Regions from separate parts of the Mus musculus genome. Here region 1 is linked to region 2. Evidence: chromatin loops called from intact Hi-C (ENCODE). Cell type or tissue: left cerebral cortex. All regions are shown on one strand. Links, peaks and the distances in the headings refer to the core of each region. The heading gives the core; the rest is flanking DNA.

Evidence for each region. Hi-C counts contacts between places; a loop is a spot of excess contacts. Peaks named below come from ENCODE experiments on the same cell type or tissue, not always from the same donor. Only the 100,000 strongest peaks of a DNase experiment are listed, where the experiment ranks them.
Region 1: a loop joins it to region 2, with 2.9 times the contacts of the local background. A loop is called at or near these places in 3 of 42 quality-filtered maps.

Annotation. Positions count from the first base shown.
Region 1 is chr4:57,948,744-57,954,114 of GRCm38, forward strand. It overlaps Txn1 (thioredoxin 1), which reads right to left. Exons shown (of 5, transcript NM_011660.3): 2 at 3,054-3,158; 3 at 2,096-2,155. Among named protein-coding and RNA genes, the nearest start is that of Txn1, 5.0 kb to the right of the region's middle. In left cerebral cortex, for the core only: a CTCF peak has its summit at 2,321 (motif pointing right); no DNase peak of the experiment used is centred there.
Region 2 is chr4:58,909,418-58,914,788 of GRCm38, forward strand. Ecpas (Ecm29 proteasome adaptor and scaffold) reads right to left here and starts at 3,332. Exons shown (of 49, transcript NM_172381.3): 1 at 3,059-3,332. The coding sequence starts at 3,080. In left cerebral cortex, for the core only: a CTCF peak has its summit at 2,987; DNase peaks (open chromatin) are centred at 1,851, 2,244, 2,574, 2,852 and 1 more place; H3K4me3 peaks cover 2,925 bases; H3K27ac peaks cover 2,430 bases.

The DNA.
Region 1 (5,371 bases), core at 190-5,189, 960 kb before region 2:
CATATATATCTTTGAAGGGGTCAGGACTGAGGCAGGGGCACCTGTCCTCAGTTCCACAGGGCCTTCCTCTGCCTCCATCACCGGCTGTGCTGAAGTCCCTTCTCCATCCCTAGGGTGAGCGTTAAAACACTCTCACAGATACACAGGCAGAGGGCCCAGGAGACTTCAGTGCCTGTAGAATTATCTGACAGGGTCAACTGATCTAAACCAAGAGTAAACATCTCCTGGCTAATTAACCATATAGCAGTGGTTCTCAACCTTCCTATTGCTGCGACTCTTTAATACATTTCCTCAGGCTAAGGTGACCCCCACCATAAAACTGCTACTTCATAACTAATTTTGCTACTGTAGAGACTCGCAATGTAAATATGCGTTTCCCGATAGTCTTAGGCAGCTATGTATGAAGAGGCTGGGGATGGGTACTACGGACAGACTAAGTTTGTGAAAACAGAGAACAAGAATTTTCTTCCCCCGACAAGCAGGTTATGCCCTCAACTTCCTCCCTAACTCTATTAGAAGAGTAACTTCTTAGCCATTTTACAAAGACAAGTGATAGACAATTACAATGGAGTATCCCTTAGTCAAAATGCTTAGGACCAGGTGTGTTTTAGGGTTTCTAGGTTTCATAATATCTGCACAGACTTTCAAAACTGCTTGGATCTCAGACCACTTTGGATATTGGATGCTCACTACCTATAAAAGCAGTCACGTTTCACCAAGTATTTAGGAGCCAGGCACTCCAAAGGCTTCATAATTACGGTCTTGCTCAATCTGGATTGTGACACTGGACAACACTGCCATTTAGAGGATGAAAGCAAGGCACAGAGAAACAACCCAAGCAAGCCTCCACTGTTCATAAGGGACAGGCAACCAGCAGTAGGGGCACGGGGTCCATCTCTTCTTGTACCACTGTAGGCTCAGAAGAAAAGCTGACTGAGGGTATAGCATAGGTAAATGAAGAAGCGAAGCTTGTGACTATGGTTTAGCCAGGTAGGAAAGGACAGGCCGGGGAGACACACAAGCGAAGACAGGCCAGAAAGTGTACTGAGGACAGCCATGCTGGGGATACTGGGAGCCTGAAGAGGACCTCTGAACACCTCATGTGACCCTCCCGAACTTTTGCCAAGCTGATGGCTAGGTACAGAGATCTCATTATAGACTGAGAACCAGGGTTGAAAAAGATGGGAGATTAGCTTAAAGCAGAACCCAGTGAGACCAATACCTTTGCGGCCACCCCATTCGCTAACTTCTTTCTGTCCCAGGGCAAGTAAAAGCACTCACGCATCCTTCCTCGGGGCCCTGGTGCTCCATACCACACAGGCCTTTCCAGCCCAGTGGCCTGTGTGAGAGCAAAGGGCATATGCTAAGAAGCTGGGGAGAGTAAGAGCCAAGGGCAGAGGAGGTATGCTTCCTCATTTTAAATACTGGCTCTGCAAGAACAAGTCTTCTCTGTCTCAGCTTTCCCATCCCTAAAGCAGGGCAGCATGGGGAACGGGAGAGGAACGATATCAGAATGTGGAAAGTATACAGAACAGAGCTGAGTGCACAACAGGCATGAACTTGCTAAATAAAGCCAGGCTGTGAGTTTCCCCTTAAGTTCCCCCCAGCTCTCTAAGGCACCAGGGTGACTCTAATGTTTGTTGTAATGCCAGGGCTTTCTCACCGATTCAGACCAAGCATACGAATAACAATATTCTTTTTAGAAAGAGCCCGTGGATACAGTTCCCACACACGAGAAGTTCAGAGCACCTCAACAGTGGCCTCACAATTCCACGATGCCACCTAGTCTACTATCTCTTAGAGCCAAAGTGAACTTATTTCCAGTGATCATCTGGGGGCGGGGGGATGTAGAATATAGGCCCCAAAGGCCCCCACAGGCTGCGAGTGGTGAGATGCTTACTCTAGATGTGCAAACACAGCTCTCTGAGTGTCTAGGACCACACCCATAACTGGCACACGCCCTATTCTTCCGAAATAGAACTTCTTAGAGTCCCACTTCTAGTATTACTGGACGTTTTTATTTTAAACAACAGGGTAGACTCCAGTGGAGGCCACTGTGAAGGTGTTTGGTAGCATCCGATTTCGTACTACGTACCTGGCAGTCATCCACATCCACTTCAAGGAACACCACATTGGAATACTTGTCACAGAGGGACTGGAAACATTCAAACAAACCAAGAAGCGTTAGAACTGGATAATAGCATTCAACATAGTTAAGCGTCTTCAAAGGAAATGTAACAGAGATTAAACATTTATTTAATTTTAGCTTATGCATACGGGTGGTTTGGTTACATGTATGTCTGTACACCATGGGTGTGCCTGGCGCCTGCAAAGGCCAGAAGAGGGCGCTGAACACCCCACAAGAGTTATAGAAGGTTGTGACTCTCCCATTTGGGTGCTGGGAACCAAACCAAAGTCCCCTGCAAGAGCAGCCAGTGCTTTTAACCACTGAGCCATCTCTCCAGCTCCATACACTTATTTTGAAAGAACTTATTTTATTTATTATTGCATTATTATTGATGTAAATGTGTACAGGTGCATGTGGAAGTCCGAGAGCAACCTCTGGGAACTGGTTCTGTCTTTCCAGGGTGGGTTTTGAGGATCAAACTCAGATCCTCAGGCTGGCAGGGTGAGCCATGTGTCTTTTTTTTCCCCCACTGAGCAATCTCACTAGCCAGGTCTAAAAATTCAGCCTAGAGATGAAGCAAGCGCCAGGGACACAGCTGTCTCTCAGTCAAGTGTTCCTAAGAGTAAAGTAATTCGGCACTGTAACTTTGAAGGCCGAATTTCACACTAGGCCCAGGTATCAAATCAGGGAAGGGGGGGGGGAGATCCTGGGGCAGGGGACAAAATTATTTAAGACAACAAAACTCCCCAAAGTTGTCCTCAATGAACTATATTACGTAAGTTTCCATGCTAGTACTACTTTTAAGCCAATGACACAGGAGAATAAAATAAAGCAAACAGCAAACTCCTCGCACCCATTAATTTCAATCCTTTTCTCTGGCTTGGGTCTACCACCCAGCCTCAAAGCTCACTGCTACTCCACTCACATGGAAGAAGGGCTTGATCATTTTGCAAGGTCCACACCACGTAGCAGAGAAGTCCACCACGACAAGCTTGTCTCCCGCGGCGGCCAGGGCCTCCTGAAAAGCTTCCTGCAGAGGGAGAAAGAAACACCTGTGTTACACATCATATACTTTCACTTTCCGTGAGATGTGGCCAGGTGCCACCACGCCTTTAAACCCAGCACTCACGCTGGAGGCCAACATGGTCTACCACAGTGGCCAGTTCCAGGCCAGTCAGTGAGGACCCCCCCTCCCCCATATCCTCCAAAAAGACCCAAGCAAACATGCAAATCAGCAACAAAGAGATATTAAGTACAAAAGATGAGGTTCGGCTCTTCGGGCCTATCTTTTAATCCAAAGCAACCACATAAAGTGGCCTGAAAGGAATCCTGCACACAGTTGGCATTATTATACTTGATCAGGTGATATAAGCAGAGTGTATTGGTCTTCAAGTCTTCAGGAATATGTATAAGATATTACGAACTGCCTAACCTGAGGTGGTGTATGGACCCAGGGCCTGGCACCTGCCTCTGAGTTACATCCTTAGCACATAACCAACATTTACACTAAATACAAGAAAGGGAAATAGGCATTTGTGGTAAAAATGTTTACCCTTTAAAATCAGTTCTGTGATAGATAGTGGATTCTTAGGGGGTTGGTGAAAGGAGCCTCAAAAACTGAAGAAGCTCCACAAGAAGACACAGTTAAGCAATGGGGAAGTCACAAGTTACTTAACCAAGGGTCAAATGAAGGCAACACTTACCGTATTTGTCTAGAGTAAAACATGGGAAAACCTCTGACCCCAAGGCAGAGTCCAGGAGAGCAGTCTCCTACTCAGCTCATCACTAGCATAATGTCCTGTGTGTTGCTGTGTTAAGATTTAATTTGTGTGTGTATCTGCTGGTGCCGAGAGGGGTCTTGGGATCCCCCCTAGAGCTGGAGCCATGGGTAGTGGGTACTGCCTGAGGGTCTCTTAACCACCACGCCAGCACTCCAGCCCCTTCTGTGTGCTTTAACCAGGGCCTATAGAGTTGGGATCTTTCTGGTTTATCCACCTTTGGCTTTTGCCCTATGGATCAAAACTCTGTTCTTTACATGAATCCAAGTTTTGGTTTCTCAAGAAGGAATTATTCTGTCATATGAAATCCCCAGCAAAAATGATTAAAAAAAAAAAAAAACAAACCCTCACTGCCAACCTCTCTGAATTATTTACTAAAAGCCTTGAGACTGTAACCCTAGGAACCTAACAGTCTAGTCACCAGGGACTCATTCAAACCACCATTAGTCATGGAGAGTGACCAAAACCCAAACCGGGGCAACAAAGTGAATCAAAGCAACACACACAAGTTGTATCTGAAGCCAACATTTCCTTCTGGGAAAAATGCTGGTCAAATTATTTAGCAAAAACTAAGACAAATTAAGAATATTATATCTGGTCCAACAAAGGAAAGTAAATATCTTATAACCACACACACACCCCTAGTTAAAACCTAATGCATTTTCATGGGGGTATACTTACTTTAATTTTAATTTATATTTACTGTTTCTTATATTTGCATTTATTTATTTATGAGTATCAGTGTTTATGTCTGCATGTATTTATGTACATCACTTGTGTGCCTGGTGTCCTAAGAAGCCAGAAGAGGGTATCAGATGCTCTGGAACTGGAGTTAGAGATGGGTATAAGTGACCATGTTGGTGTTGGGTATTGAGCCCCACCCTACCCTATGGAAGAACACCCAATCCTCTTATCTGCTAAGCCGTCTCTTTGGCCCTGGATACAGTTTTTAGGTTTTTAATTTCTATCTCACATTTTTTTTTCTTTCAAGGAAAACAATCACATGTCATTTCTGAGAACACTACAGAATGGCTACGACAGCTTCCAGAGACGTCTAGTCAGACTTGCCCATCAAATCCATGTCTGGGTGTGAAGAGCGGGCAGAGCAATGGAAACCACTGTTCCCAACCACCACTGGTTGTTGCAGATAATTCTCTTACAAAATCTCCCCTTATGTAATTATCAGAGGCCACAGCACCTATTCTTTATTGTAAGACACAGGTCAAGGTGGTATGGCAGGCTGCTCTGATGACACCCACATCTGGACCACGATTGATCCTCAATAAGAAAAGAGTCATTCCAGAGCCAGAGCTGCCAGAAACACGCCCTGCGACGCAGGAGGAGGAGTCTCTAGGGAGCGGCCTGGACCTTGCTCCTTAGCAGTCACCTGGGGTACCGATCCAAATCCGAGGGTCCTTAGCTGGGACCTGAGTCCCAGTTGATGAGATTACATGACAAAACAGGG
Region 2 (5,371 bases), core at 308-5,307:
TGGGACTATCTGTTCCTAACTTTAACATTTGCTGCTAACGCCAATAAATCTCTTAACCAGAAATACCCTCAGCATCTTAACAGGTATCTGATATATAAGTGCACACTGTAGATACAGAAACACTTGAACCACTCCAAATTGTTAACTCTTTCTCATTTTCTTTCCCATCTCTACCAGTAACTGAAATGTTAATGTTAGTGTTACAACAGAAACCCAAACACCATGAGACACGTCAATTTTAAAATACATATTATTTCTAATTGATATCAGATGACCTGATGTCTGCTAAAATGGTACTAGTGAGATTACAGAAACTAATAATTATTGACAATAATATGGAGAAGTGAAACCCTTTATGCAGTGTTGATGGGAGTGTGAAATGGCATGGTCACTGGGAAAAAGACAAATGGCAGGCTGGGAGTGTGACTGGTGGCAGAGCACTCACATACTAGCACTTCATACTAATGTCAAAGGCTCTGGCTTCAATCCCCAGAACCACAAAAGTGAAACAAAGAAAGCGGCAGTTCCTCAAAAGTTAAGGGTTATTCCCAAAAGAACTGAAAGGAGGACCACTGCAGCATTATGGATGGCAACTAAAATTTGGAAGCATTCATCCATAGTAAGATGAATGGATAAGAAAATGTATTACATGCAAGAGAGAATTATTCAATCTTAGAAAGAAAATCATGGCAGATGTTATAGCAAGGATAAACTTTGAAGACATTATACTAAATTAAAAAAAAAAAAACACAGCCACAAAACGGGGTGGGGAGTGGGGGGGAGACAAACAGTGAAAAGTTATATGGTGAAGTTCAGAGACAAAAAGCAGAAAAGTGGCTGCCAGGGGATTCAAGGAAGAGGAGGGAAGGAGTTGTTTAACAATTACAGAATTTTAGTCTTGAAAGATGGAAGAATCCTGAAGATGGACGGAGGTGGTGATTGCACAACAGAGTCCATGTACACAATGACCCTGAACTTCACACTTAAAACATGGTTAGGATGATAAATCTTGTGATGCGTATCACACCACCATAAAAACACTGAAAAATAAAACTGAGAAATTGGTCTCTTCAAAGGTCAAGTGTTGGTTCCATTGGGACTGTGAGGCAAACACTCAACACTGTGGCCACCTCCATCTACCTCTCCGTACCGGAGACCTCCCTCTTCTTGCTCTCCTCAGAGTCTCCTTTCTTCCCAGAGCCAAACCAAACGCGTACTTCAGCTTCCAACCGAGCAACTAGCACTCCTGCTCCACCAGTTCAAAGCAGCATGGAACTTAATCCCTCTAAACGTTTATGCCTCCTCTTTGAAACAAGGGATAATTCCTACCTACCTGCCACACAAGGTTGTTATGAGGGCAAAAGTGAGATCACGTTCATAAAAGTAGCTTTCAAATGCCAAGCACCAAAGAAACATAAATTAAGTTTAACTACTTTCACATGGCGATTGAGACGCTTTAATAACATAAGCTTCACAAACATACGCTTACAACACCTCACCCATGCTGGCATTTAAAATACACATCATCCTCAAATAACACCTTTCTTTGTTAGTCTTTACTGAAGGGCAACATAGGGGAGTAGGTTTCTCGTAAATACCCTAAAGCATTTGAACCAACCACCCAAAACGCAATCGATTATCCTACATATCTCACGAAAACTGAATATTTATGACCCCAGAATAGGCTGACAACATCCTAGAACTACACTTCCCACAAAGCATAGAGTGGAACACGGGCAGCAGGCTGGGCGGCCTGGCATTAAGGGCGACCACTGCTCCCAGCGAGCTTGGATCGTCATCCCCTGGAAAATCGCAACGCTTGGCATGGAGTGGGACTCTCTCCTTTCTGACAGCTCCGTCACCCTCGTTTTGTTTTTTGTTTTGTTTTGTTTTTCTGCCATTAACAGCGGCCCTATTGGCCTTTACAGCTTCAACCTGAAAGTCATCTCCCATCTGTGACCTTTCTGCCGATTCCTTGGAGGTGCGGGAAAGGCAACCCTCTCCCCTTCCCCAAAGCTCCACGTCCAGAATTCGCCCGTCAGTCAGAATCAAGGGACATGCGGGGGGTCTGACGGAACGGACGGGTGGACACAGTCCGACCTGGGGGCGACAGGCCGCGCGCCAGCTCCGGTAGCAAGCCAGGGGCCCGGGATCCCCCCAAAGCCCGGGCCGAAGCAGATTTCGAGCAGGGGTAGCTAAGCCCGGGGCTCTGGTTTCAATTTCACGACGTGACATTGCAAACCTGCGGCCTACGAGCGCCCGCGGCGGCGGCCCGCGCCTGTTCGCCCGCCCTCCCGCCAGGCCTGAGCCCCGGAGCCCCGTGCCGAGACCACCGCACACCCACTTGCCCGGCCCCGCGCCCCCCCAGCCTCCCGTGTCTGGCCGGGCCCAGCCCCGGTCCTGCGTGGAGTTAAATCCCGCTCCCAGCTGCAGGCTCCGCGCCGCACTTACTCAGCTCGTCCTGGGAGGCGGAGGCGGCGGCCGCAGCCATGTTGCGCCCGGGAGCGAGCGAGGGAGGGGCGGGCGGGCGGCCGGCGAGGGGGGCTCGCGGCCGTCGCCGTGCCGTGCCGTGCGGTGCCGCGCCGCGCCGCGCCGTGCCGCAGGGGCCCGGAGCCGCCTCGGGTCTCTCACGCGGGCCGCGCTGCGCCCTCGAGGCCCGCCCGCTGCCTGCGTCCTCTGCGCTGCGAGCGTCGCTCTCGCCGCGCCTCGCGAGCTCGCGACTCGGGAGCTCCCTCTCAGCCTCGCGCCTCGGAGGAGCCGCTGCCGCCCGTGCGGCCGAGTGACCGCGCGGCGGCTCTTCGGCTCGGCGCCCGGCTTGCTAGCCTCACGCCGGCTCTTATATTTAGAAAGAGCTGAGCCATCCTCCCCCCTCCCCCTCCGCCTCCGCCGGCCCCTCGCGCGCCCGCTCGCCCGCCCTCGCTGCCTCGCTCGCGCCGCGTCCTGCCCACCTGCCGCCGCCAAGCTTCCCCGGCGCGGAGCGGGAGACGCAGACGCGGCGGGCCAACCCCTGGACCTGAGCCTCATTCCCTCAGCCGCACGCAAGCACGCGGCCTCTGACCTGAGTCGGAGCCGGTCTCCATAGCCCGGGATGCTGCGGCGACCCAGCGAGGTGGAGGACGGGCCGGGCCCGAGGAGACGCGCGGCCGCTCCGGAGGAGCCTGCGTGCGGCCGAGCGGAGCCGGGCTGTCCTGGCTGCCGCGGAGAGCTTCCCCGCCCCGGGCTGTGGCGTTAAAGGTCTGCGGCTGTCACGTCCGCCTGGTCGGAGCTGGAGGAACACGCGCCCGGACGGAGGAAGAGACGCGGACTCGGAAAAGTAGAGCGGGGCTCGAATCGGAGGAGGAGGAGGAGGAAGAGGAGGAAGCCCCGCCCTGCGCCTCGCGCCCAACTTCTCGGCCGCCGCGCTGACTCAGGCCGGGCCTCCGAGCAGCCCCGAAGTTAAAGCCCAGAGGGACCTGCACCGAGGGCTCACCCTGGGGGATGCTCCCCTAACGTTAGCCTCCCGAGCGAGCTGCGAGCCAGGGAAGGGCCGGAAACCACGATATTTGAGCTACCAAGACGTGCTTTAGAGTCCTTCTTCTTAACCCGAGTTTAGTGGCAATCCCAACTTTTAACTTTAAGCCTCTCGTTGGTCCATGAGGTCGTGTACAGCTGCAAAATGGAATTCAAATCAAGGGCTTATATGGTTACTATAAGAACAACCAAAAAAAAAAAAAAAAGAAAGAAATTAGGTGCCAGATCAAAGACATTTTTAGAGGAAAAGAAAATAATCGAGACCCTAAATGAACTGAAGTTGCATATATTCCCGCAAAATGGAATCCCTAGGGCCCTAGATAATGCCTTGAAATTTGAATACATGCGGCTCCCAATGTAACTTAGGCAAGTACGAGATAGCAACAAACACTGACCATGTTACTTCCTGTATTAATTTTACATTTACAAAGAAAGTTACATTATCTTTGTCATTATCATAAAAATAAGAGTCCTTCCTCCTAGTTCAGCTACCTCACCCATCTCACACCCAAGAGAAAAATTATTAAATGTAGAATTTGTTGATGCTTCAAGACCTAGTTCTGCACACATGTATAGCCCCAGGTTCAGTTTGGTTCATAGTGATAAAACTTGGATATGGTCTCTCTCTCTCTTTCTCTCTTTCTCTCTCTCTCTCTCTCTCTCTCTCTCACACACACACACACACACACACACACACACTCCTTCCCTGCTGCTTGTTTTGCCTAATGCTGGACTTTGGGACAATAATTAGATCCTGAGAGTCTGGCCTAATCAGAGGTTAATACTGATTGCACAGCTCCATTGCCCATGGAAAAGCAGGAGGTGGGGCTAACTGAAGGAAGTATATCACTGGAGGTGTGTTCTTAGGGACTGTGTTGCAATGGCCTCTTCCTGTCATTGCTGTCTGCTTCGTGTTTGCCGTGAGAGGGGCTGCTTTATTTCATCACACACACCCTGCCACGTGTCCAGCCCCACCTCAAGTCCACAGCAATGGAACCAAGTGACCATGTACCACACCTCTGAAACTGTGAGCCAAATACAGTTTTGTTTTTTTACTCATTTTAAATGGTCATAAACTTGTCACAGTGACAGAAAAGCAAACACAGGTGGAGTCCAGGTTCTGGGTAAATGTTTTCAACCCCCACAAACACTTTCACTATTAATTGGAAGAACTACATTACCATTTGTTAATGACTTAATAGTATATGTACCTTCTCCCCAGCCCCATTCCCATATCCCCAATCTCACCCTACTCTCCAGATTGACTAACTCCAGACTAACTCCACCCTCTCCCTCCTGGGGACTTGAAACTGACTAGATTTGTATAGTGCTCTGAGCCTCAGTGCTTTTTTAGTGGACATTCTTGCTCTTTGGTTTGGCATTTCTTCCAAAATAAATGCAATGACCATTTATAAACAATACTAAAGTACAGAAATGTCTCTCCACCCCTCCCAGTACCATTGTCCACTACTCCTCAGAAAGGATTCAAAACTTGTCAGCCGTTTGATGCATACGAACTCTCCTAGTTCTGTACTCTATAGTAAAACACTCTAAATGTCATGAAAGGCTGGCTAAGGGTCTTTTTTTTATCTATTTAGGTGTTCAGAGATGGCAAGGATAGAGGCTGGAGAGATGGCTCAGTGGTTAGAAGCATGGTTGCTCTCCCAGAAGACCCTTGTTCACTTCCCAGGGTCCAAATGGCAGTTAACCATCTGTAACTCAAGTTCCACAAGATCTGACTGACACCTTCTAACCTCTGCGGGCACTGCATGCGTGTGGGGAACAGACGTGCATGTGCAGACAAAACACCCACACACATAAAACAAAATCTCAGAAAAAAAATAGTGGCAAGAATAGTTTC